2 separate regions of the Homo sapiens genome follow, and region 2 is linked to region 1. A link is a loop called in an ENCODE intact Hi-C map of the cell type or tissue named here. Cell type or tissue: natural killer cell. All regions are shown on one strand. Each heading gives the region's core, and the rest is flanking DNA. Links, peaks and the distances in the headings are about the cores only. Region 1 overlaps ATF7IP (activating transcription factor 7 interacting protein). Region 2 has its middle 180 kb from the start of ATF7IP.

Evidence for each region. A loop is a pair of places that touch in the nucleus more often than their neighbours do. Peaks named below come from ENCODE experiments on the same cell type or tissue, not always from the same donor. Only the 100,000 strongest peaks of a DNase experiment are listed, where the experiment ranks them.
Region 2: it touches region 1 in a loop (18-fold over the local background); 7 of 110 quality-filtered maps call a loop at or near these places.

Annotation. Positions count from the first base shown.
Region 1 is chr12:14,451,821-14,457,205 of GRCh38, reverse strand. It overlaps ATF7IP (activating transcription factor 7 interacting protein), which reads right to left. Exons shown (of 15, transcript NM_018179.5): 7 at 572-645. Among named protein-coding and RNA genes, the nearest start is that of PLBD1-AS2, 76 kb to the left of the region's middle. In natural killer cell, for the core only: CTCF peaks have their summits at 2,684 and 2,892; a DNase peak (open chromatin) is centred at 2,915; H3K27ac peaks cover 211 bases.
Region 2 is chr12:14,184,155-14,189,539 of GRCh38, reverse strand. No RefSeq gene overlaps it. Among named protein-coding and RNA genes, the nearest start is that of ATF7IP, 180 kb to the left of the region's middle. RefSeq lists an enhancer at 3,494-3,613. In natural killer cell, for the core only: CTCF peaks have their summits at 3,211 and 3,412 (motif pointing left); a DNase peak (open chromatin) is centred at 3,459.

The DNA.
Region 1 (5,385 bases), core at 252-5,251:
TATGAAATACATATACACACCAATAGTCAATAGATATGCCACTCAGGGAATACCAACTGATATCTAGAATAAGCAGTGGCCCACAGGGGAAAAAGGGTGGCTAGACTTGGGTTTCACAATCCTAAACTGCAAGCAAAAACAGTGAGGCATAGCTGGCACAAAGACTTCTAAATGCTGGGGTCTGTGGCATTAACTCTTAACTCTTAACTCTTGTATTCTAATGTCTGTTATCAGTACTTAACCTGAATACCAAAAGTAGGTCCTAATATATACAGACATTAGTCTTTCTCACCCTTAACAGAAGCATTTCTCAATTACTTGAAAGAATACTATTTAAGACAAGTGGTTAAAGAAATATATAGTGACCAAAGAATGCCTTATAATAAGTTAGCAAAAGTATTATTCACAGATGAACAATATAATGAAGCAGAAAAAGAAAATATACTAACCAAGTACACCAAACACTTATTTCTACATAAATACCATGATTACACTGCAAGATTCTTTGACCAAATAAAGAAAGTAGAACTTTGTTCTGTTTTTAAAAACTAGACAGACTATGAATTCTCACCTGTAAGACATGTTATTATTGCTGTTGACATCATTTACAGTTTTTCCTGGTGATACTGGTGGGTTGGGTGGATGCTGGGGGAGAAAAAAAAATCAAGGTAAAAATAAAACTCAACACACAGGGAATCTTTAAAAAAAAATTAGACCTGTAGATGCCTGTCAATATATTATCTGTCACTGTTCTAATATAATGGGAAACATTGCCAGCTGAGACAATAATTTGAATCTTGGCATTATCACTTGTTCATTGTATCTTAAGCAAATCATTTACTTTGCTGAAGACAACTGCTTATCATTTGAGAGATTAATATAATAATTCCTGCATCTCAGTGTTCTTATGAAGAATAAATTAAAAACACCAGAATGGCTCACATGCTGTAAGAGTTTAAAAAACATTAACAATATAAATCTAAAGAATAACCAGACTCACTCATTTAACAAATAGCTAGTGAATGCCTACTATGTAGCAGGCATCATATTAGCACCACCAATTCAACAAATAAGTGGTATCCAATGTCACAAATCAAAATTATTTTTAAGTTGTTTTTTAAAAAAATACTACCTACCACTATGTGACTTAAATTATTTAATAAAATGTCACAAATCTAAGCTTCAGTAACAACTTATTTCAGCCTTTCCCCCCAAAACCAGGGAATACAGAAATGGAATTATAACGCCTACATATTAACTATCATTATTTAGGCCTCCATCATTAATAACACTATCATCATTTATCTCTTAAAACGAGGCTGGGCACAGTGGCTCACACCCGTAATACTAGCACGTTGGGAGGCTGAGACAGGCAAGGATTGCTTGAGCTCAGGAGTTACAGACCAGCCTGGGCAACGTAGCAAAACCCCATCTCTAAAAAAAAAATACAAAAATTAGCCAGGCGTGGTAATACACGCCTGTGGTCCCACCTTCTTGGGAGGCTGAGGTGGGAGGATAGCTTGAGCCGAGGAGGCAGAGGTTGCAGTGAGCTGAGATTGTGTCACTGCACTCCAGCCTGGGTGACAGAGCCAGAACATGCCTCAAAAACAAACAAACAAAAAATGGAAGAATAAAATATCTCTACTCAAGACTAAGTCAAGTGTAAGAATAACATATTAAACCAAAGGTAGTAAATGCTTAGAATTACATTGAGCAGATGCCATTAATCACTCTTCTTAACAACAAATACATCTTGCTACTTTTTATATGACACAACAATAATTTCAACCTTCTAGTATGACATTGCATTAGATACGTGTAGAGGGAAAAACAATAGAATTAAGACAATCTGCTATAAAGGTGCTTAAAATCTGGCTGTCAAGATAAACAAATGTAAAACAAGAGAAAAGCACATTAAAATAACTGTGTAAGGCGAATGCAAAAAGCTTAAAAAAGAAAAGCTTTTAGGGAAAGGAATGCATCTTTAAGCACATTGTTGAGTAATTTTTTTTTTTTTTTTTTTGAGATAGAGTCTCACTGTCGCCCAGGCTGGAGTGCACCATCCTGCGGCACCATCTTGGCTCACTCTAGCCTCCGCCTCCCAGGCTCAAGCGATTCTCCTGCCTCAGCCTCTGAGTAGCTGGGATTACAGGTGCCTGCCACCAGGCCCGGCTAATTTTTGTATTTTTAGTAGACGTGGGGTTTTGCCATGTTGACCAGGCTGGTCTCGAACTCCTGAACTCAAGTGATCTGCCCGCCTCAGCCTCCCAAAGTGCTGGGATTACAGGCATGAGCTACTGTGCCTGGCCATCATTGAGTAATTATTACACTCAAAATGGTTAAGATAAAAGAATATTTCAGGAGAAAAACAAGAAGAATAAAAGCATAGAGAATAAATAAATGGTTTAGAACACAGGAGTCATTTGATGGAGGATTTTTGAAAACTGTGGTATGATCAGCAACATGTCAGAACAGGAAGTCCCCTCTGCTTCCCATATGGAGATGACTTAACAAGATAAGCATCATATTGCCTGCATGAGATTTCCACAAATTAGTTGAGAGGGTATGCCATCCCAGGTGAGCACAAGGCCAAAAAGAGGCACACTGGAACAGTTAGGAAAATACATTGCATTTACTCACTATACCCCATCAACCTCCCAACACAGCTTCTACATCAGAAAGGAAAGAGAAAGTTGGAGCTTGAATCCAACTGTTTAAGAAAGATGCCCAACGCATTAGATTTTGTCTTACCCAACATGGAGGACTAATCTGGAGCAAGAACTGTGACTATGGCACTTCGGATGCCTGTGAGCCTCAGAGACCAAAGGCAGGACCCTCAACTTGATAGAGCACCAGAGAAATTGCAGTAACACAGACAGACAGCAGGGGAAGCACTAATACAACAGCTTGCCAAAGTACCAGAGGCTGCTATAGCAAAGACAGGTACCAGAGGGAGCTTCAGAGTAGAGAGGCAAACCTCTTCAGATGGAAGAGTACAAGCAAAAGCCCAGAGAAGACACATAGCCAAAAAAAGGTGTTAGAGGCCCACAGACTCTCTAACAAGGCTGACTGGTGAAGCCCTTCCTGTGTACAAGAGTCCACAAAGACTGGGAGATGTGGCTGTTTTTTCAAATGCTAAAATTTCAACAAGCATACAAATAAACAGAGAAACATGGTCCAATCAAATAAATAAAATAAATCTCCAAAAACCAACCCTAAAGTAACAGAGAGCTATGAATTATCTGCCAATGAATTCAAAATAACTATCATTAAGACACTCTGGCCAGGCCTGGTGGCTCGTGCCTGTAATCCCAGCACTTTGGGAGGCCGAGGCGGGCAGATCACCTGAGGTCAGGAGTTCAAGAGCAGCCTAGCCAAAATGGTGAAAGCTTGTATCTACTAAACATACAAAAATTAGCCGAGCGTGATGGTGGGCACCTGTAACCCCAGCCACTCAGGAGGCTGAGGCTGGAGAATCGCTTGAACCCAGGAGGCGGAGGTTGCAGTGAGTGGAGATTGCGCCGTTACACTCCAGCCTGGGCGACAGGAGCGAAACTCCTTCTCAAAAAAAAAAAAGATACTCAATTAGGTGAAAGTGAAAGAGACGACAGAAAACAGCAAAATCAGGAAAAGGGTGCATGAACAAAATGAAAATATCAACAAAGAGAAACTGTAAAAACGTATCATAATACAAATTAAAAAGCTGAAGAATACACTGAAATGAAAATTCACTGTAGAGAATCAAGAGCAGACCGGATCAAACCGAAAAATAAGTCCACAAGTTTGAAGACAGGTCATTTGAAATTATCAAGCCAGAGGAGCAAAAAGAGAATGAAAAAAAGCTAAGAAAGTCTAAAGGACTTTTGGGACACCAACAGGCAGACCAATATACACATAAGGGAAGTAAAGGAAGACAGAGAGAAAGATAAATAATTGCTGAAAATGTCTGAAACTGGAAGAAGAAAATGGAGATGCAAATTCAAGAAGCTCAAAGACCTCCAACTATTGTTAACCCAAAAACATCTACACTGAGATACATTATAACCAAGCTGTCTGAATCACAGTAAATAATCTTGAAAGCAGTAAGAGAAAAGCAACTCATAACAACACACAAGGGAACTCCCATAAGATAACACGCAGATATCTCAGCAGAAATCTTGTAGGCCTGAAGGAGTGAGATAATATATTATCAAAGGGCTGAATCAAAGACCTGCCAATCAAGAATACTATACCTGGCAATAATATGCTTCAAAAATGAAGGTGAAATTAAAATTTTTCCCAGATTAGTAAAAGCTGAAGGAGTTTCATCACTATACCTGTCCTAAAAGAAGTGCTGAAGAAAGCCCTTCACGTGGAAACTAAAGAGTGTATGCATCATGGAAGCATACAAAAATATAAACTTCTCTAAGAAAATGTTGATAAGGAGAAAAATACAGAATCCTGTATTCTTGTTATATTGGTGCATAAACCACTTTTAATTCTGGTATAGAACTTAAAAGCTTAAAAAAACTAAAAATATGTTAACAGATACACAACATAAAAAGATGTGATATACGACAACAGTAACATCAAGTCATAGTGAGGCAGATATAGACTAGCGCTCTTATATGATTAAAGTTATTTGCAGTTTAACATAGACAGTTGTAACTTTAGGATGTTTTATGTAATCCCCACGGTAACCACAGAGGAAACATCTAAAGAAAATACACAAAACGAACTGTAAAAGGAATGAAAGCACACTACTATACCAAAAGAAAAACAAAAAGCAATGAAACACAAAGGAATCAAGAAACAAAAAAAAGCTACAAGTCATAGAGAAAAAAACAAAATGACAACAATAAGTCCCTTCCAATGAGCAGTTTATTTAAATGCAAATGGATAAAATTCTCCAATCAAACGACAGGTTGACTTAATGTTTTTTAAAATAAGATCCAACTATATGGTGCCTACAAGAGGCTCACTTTGGATCCAAAATACAACACAGAATGAAAGTGAAAGGATGGAAAAATATTACCATGCAAATGGTAACAAGAAGAGAGTAAGGATGGGCCATACTTATGTATGACAAAATAGACTTTAGGTCAAAAACTGTCAAAACAGACAATGAAGGACATAATGATAAAAGGGTACTTTCACCAGCTGTAACACACACACACACACCCCTACATCAGAGCTCCAAATATATGAAACAAACATTGAAAGAATGGAAGGGAGAAACAGACAGTAACACAATGATAGTAGGAAACTTCAATACCCCACTTTCAATAATGGATAGAACCATCAGACAGAATATCAACACAGAAACAGAGAACTTTAACAACACTATATGCTAATTGGACCTAACAGACACATAGGATAAGCTTGGATCAAACAACAGCAGAATAC
Region 2 (5,385 bases), core at 299-5,298, 270 kb after region 1:
ATAGAAGGGAGGCTCTATCAGAGGAAAGTTGGAGATGGGACAAATCTCAGGTGAACCCTATTCTAATTGAGTGCACTAGCTCCATTAATCAGCAACAGCTGAGCAAGACCAGCATCCCTTGAACCTATTATCTTTGCGGCTGCCTTCCCTTTGTTTCTCACATTCACGAAGACCCTGCTGCTTGTGTTTGTGTGTAGATAGAAAGGGGATCTCTTGGGGCAGCTATGTCTTCCTCTACGGACAAGCGTGATACATATGGAAATTCCAAGTGGTGGTACCTGTGAAGAAGCGGACAATTCTGGAACCCTGGTGTTTGTGGCAAAGAAAGAAAGGAAGCAAGGAGAACCAGCCACCCTGAAAGGAGGTAGCAATGGTTAGCTTTATCCAGGGTTTCCTGATGTCACTCTACCTTCTTCATTTTTTTGTCTCATTTCTTCTTTCCCCCAAAGTAACAGTGCTAAATGTAAAATACTGTTGCATTGAACCAGGTCTCCTTCTAAGCCCGGGAGAGCTGGAACCTTCCTCCATTTTATTATGTATGTTTTTCTTTCTTACTTCCTCTTACTTCAGGCCAGAAAGCCTATATACTGCCAGGAATAAAACAATGAAAGCCAGTCTTTGCTGCTGGCTCTATGCATGTGGCCAAATGATTATTGGCAAGAGCACTGTTAGGATGCTAGCAGGGGATTCTGAAGGTGTCTGCTAATAACATATTCTCACGGGATGATTTAGGGAGGCTGCAGGAATACAAGGCTCTTTCTGGTGTGAAAAGCAATTCCACTCTCCTTGGGGGCTGTCTGACCTTGTCCCTTTTTCCTCTCACCCGAGACTGCCCTGTGGTCCCACCCAGTGTTTTCATAAAGAAACACTTTTAGATAATAACACACAGAAATTACCTGCTTGGCCAGTTAACATATCTGGGTGCCAGAAAGCCACCATGGAAGGGGCAGGCATTCTGTGGGACTCCCCTGCTTTTTAAAAGCTGAGTTCAATCTCTGTTCTATCTTCCAACAGTGTCTGGTGGAATCGTTTGAAACTTTCAAAATAAGTTGATAGGAATTTTATGTCTATTGAATCTAATAAAAAAACTTGAGCTTGTATTCCTTTTTTTCCCTCATTTTCTTCTTCTATTGACTCATTTTTAGTGTATTTTATTAGGGAATCAGGGGTAATTGGAAAAGAACAACAAAAAAATCTGTTCCACGGGCGTTTTGAGAAGCAGAGCCCCTAAGTCATGCTGGTGCCCAACTTCTCTTACCCATATTGGCGCAGGGATACCCTCTGCAGATGTCTCCTCCCAGAGTCCCAAAAAAGGAATGGAGCAATTTCCCTGCAGTCCCCGGTGTTCCCCCTCAGCCTGTCCGCCTTACTTCCGGGAAACTGGGAACCCGTTGTGGGACCACCTCCTGTCTTCCTCTTTCTTCCTGTCCTACAATCCCCTTCATCAGGAGAGGGCGGATGTTTCTTTAACTTCCAATCTATCTACTATAGTCCATCGGGACTAGCTCTTGATACACTTAATGTGAGTTAAAAATGTAGAGAATCCTTTCTCTCTCAATTGTGTCTGTTATCTAGTTTATTGTTATGCTACGCCATCTCTTGAATGTTATAAGTTGAATAATAACTCCTGCTCTTCTCATTCCTTCTTTCACAGTCTCAATCCAATCTGCACCTCCTTCTCTCCCACGATACTTTAGGTTTTGACAAAGATTCTTTGCTTGGCCAAAGTTTAGTCAGGCTTCCAAATCTTCTGCTCAGCCCATCTATGCACTTTCTTGCAACATCCAGTTTTAGCAAAGAACACTACTAAGTCAGTTTAGCCAGAACCCCTCATCCTCAGTATCTGATCATCCTGGATATCTGATCAGAATTTTCCTCTCCCACGTCCCCAACGCGATGCCTGTTCACCCTGGCCTGTCTTCAGCAAGAATCCTGTTGTGTTGGTTTAGCCAGAATCCCCCTCACCCCTGATGTTTCCTCTTAGTAATTTTCCATCCACTGACCTCCACCCTGCTCGTTGGCATCAATTATGATTTCCACCTGCTTGTGCTGTATTCAGAGTTGCCCCAGTCTCTCCCTGACTGCAAGACCCCATTGCCCTGGTCCCTGTAGCTATCGTGATGGTTCTGAATGACGTTTTCCTTGCCATGCTTTAACTAGTATCACTGAATAAGTTTTCCTTAACAGTTAATTAGGGAGAAGGTCGCATAATGTAGTTTTTCAAAATACTATCTTCCCTTGCACAGCCTCGTGTATTGAGTTATGCTAACAGCACCACTTCTGCCACGGATCCCACACCACACCCTAATAACGTGTAGAGCTGTAAATATATGGCATAATCATTTCTGTTGCATCACTTGTACTGAGCACAAGGCAGGCTCATTCTCACCCTTCAAGTCTCAGCCTAAATGCTGCCTCCCCAGAGATGCCCTTCTTGATGAGTGTCCTCTTCTAGTTAGTTTCTATCTCATCATTCTGGTTTTTTTTTAAATAACTTTATCACAATGTTTTATGCCGCTTGTTTACTTACTAATTGTGTCTCCCATAGAAATGTAAGATCCATGAGGCCAGGATCTTTTATTTATTTTTTATATATTTTTTGAGACAGTGTCTCACTGTGTTGCCCAGGCTGGAGTGCAGTGGTGTGAACATGGCTTACTGCAGCCTTGACCTGTGCTCAAGCAAGCCTCCTACCTCAGCCTCCTGAGTAGCTAGAACGAAGACAGGTACATGCCATGACACCTGGCTAATTTATTTATTTTTAATTTTTTTGTAGAGATGAGGTCTCGCTATGTTGCCCAGGCTGGTCTCGAATTCCTGGACTCAATCATTCCTCCTGCCTTGGCTTCCCAAAATGGGATTACAAGCGTGAACCACTGCTCCCGTGTTTATGTTTTCAGTTTTAATTTTAATTTGTTGGGAGGCCAAGGCAGGTGGATCACTTGAGCCCAGGGGTTTGAGACCAGCCTGGGCAACATGGTGAAACCCTGTCTTTACAAAAAATACACACATTAGCTGGGTGTGGTGGTGGGCACCTGTAGCACCATCTGCTTGGGAGGCTGAGGTGGAGGTGGAAGGAACACCTGAGCCTGGGAAGTTGAGGCTGCCAAGAGCTGTGATTGTGCCACTGCATTCCAGCCTGGGTGACAGAGTAAGACCCCGTCTCTAAATAAATACATATTTTTTTTTAGAGACAGAGTTATGCTCTGTCACCCAGGCTGGAGTGCAGTGGCACAATCATAGCTTGCTACAGCCTTGAACTCCTGGGCTCAAGTGATCTTCCCGCCTCAGCATCCCAAAGTACTGGGATTACAGGCATGAGCCACTGCAGCTGGCCCTTTTATTTTTATTTATTATTGTATCTCCAATTCCTAGCATAGAGCCTGGTGCACAGCAGGTGATTGTAAATCTTTATTGAGAAAGTGAAAAGGTACTAGAGAGCTCCCTCTTGTGGATGCTTAGGCTGCGAATCCCTTTTGAGGCATGCATGGAATTGCAACGTTACTCCTGCCCATGGCTTTTTGTATTTGAAACATCTGGAGTCCTGTAAAGGTGATTGCATTTTGCTATTCAGGAAGGGTCGCTAATTTCAGCTTAAGATGTTCAAGTTTCATAAAAAGAAAAGATGATAGGTGATGGAGCTCCCCCAGGAGAATTCAGAGAGCGAACCTGAGAGAAGATAGGGGAAGAGAAAATGGTCACGACTCAGACAGAGGTCCTACTGTCTCTATTATGTCAGTTGCCTAATTTGAGGCACACTTTTGTGGCCCAGGAGGTGTCCAGGCAAGCGAGCAAGGGAAATGATTGTTGTAAATGACCATTATGCCAGTGCCCGGGGCAGTGGCTGAAGTGGAGGACCCAGTGGGTGCCACATTTTAGGGTAAAGTGGCCCAGGCAGGCTGCCACTCTCTGCACCGCATGCCACTTTATGGTTGAAGCTAAAGATGACACCTGCTCTTTCCCTGGGGTATTTTGTGAGTCAGAGACTGAAGCCAGCACAGCTGCTCCTCTGCAGGGCATTGTCATTCCCTGCTGCAGCCCCATATCTGGGAGCAGCCCTGGTCTCCCCCTTCTCTCTTCCCTTCCACATTTGTCAATAGCCAATTGATTTAATCTTCCAACTCTCTCTTGATTATGGTTTGCTTTTCTCCTTCTCCTTTGCTGGAGACCAAGCTGGCATCTTTTTTGCCTAATTGATTGCAAGAATCTCCTGAGAGTTTATTCCAAATCAGACTTGATGGCTTCTATTTTACTTTTTAGTATGATCTCAATCAGGTCCGTCTCCAGATTAAATTAACAGATCCTCTGTTGTTTCATTGATCAAAGATCTCCGTCTTTCTCCTTCCTTAAGCCTTATCTTATTACTTATATTTTCTTCCCTCCTCTCAATTCTTAAGATTTTCCCCTATTTTTCCAGTTTCTAGAACTTATAATGCTTTTTTTTTTCTTTTTTTAAAAATAGTGCTTTTGCACCATAGTTTCATTTTGTCCAGCACACGATTAATTTATGTATACTGGCCTACTATTCTGAGAGCCTGTAAAGCTCACTTTTATTTCTATTAGCTTTAAAAGATTCCATAGTAATTTCCATAGAGATACTCATGTTGTCTGCAAATGAAGACAGGTTTACTTCTTTCTTTCCAAAGTGTCTGCATGTACTTCTTTTTCTTTTTATCTTTTTTTTGAGAGAGTCTCACTCTTTCGCCCAGGCTGGAGTGCAGTGGCACAATCTCAGCTCATGGCAACCTCTGCCTCCTGGGTTCAAGCAATTCTCCTGTCTCAGTCTCCTGAGAAGCTGGGACCACAGGCATGCACACCCGGCTAACTTTTGTGTTTTTAGTAGAGACGGGGTTTCACTATGTTGGCCAGGTTGGTCTTGAACTCCTGACCTCAAGTGATCCGCCTAGGCCTCCCAAAGTGCTGGGATTATAGGTGTGAGCCACCATGCCCGGCCATGTACTTCTTTTTCTTGCCTTATTGCCCCAGCTAGAATCTCCAGTGGTGTTAAATAAGCGTGGGGAGCATGGATGTTCTTCCTGATCTTAGGGGGAAAGGATTCAGTCTTTCACCTTTAAGTGATGTTAGCATACTTTTTTTTATAGGTTTTCTTTTTCAGGTTGAGAAAACTTCATTCTATTTTTTTTAGCTTGTTGAAAATTTTTATCATGAAGGCATATTGAATTTTATGAAATACTTTTTCTGCAACTCTTAAGATAATCATATGATTTTACTTTTTACATGGACTGATTTCAAATATTGAGCAAATTCTCTATTCCAAGAGAAACTTTACTTGTTTATTCTTTTTATATGTTGCCAGATTTGATTTGTTAATATATTTTTAAGAATTTTAGCATCTGTGTTCATGAGAGATCATGATATGTACTT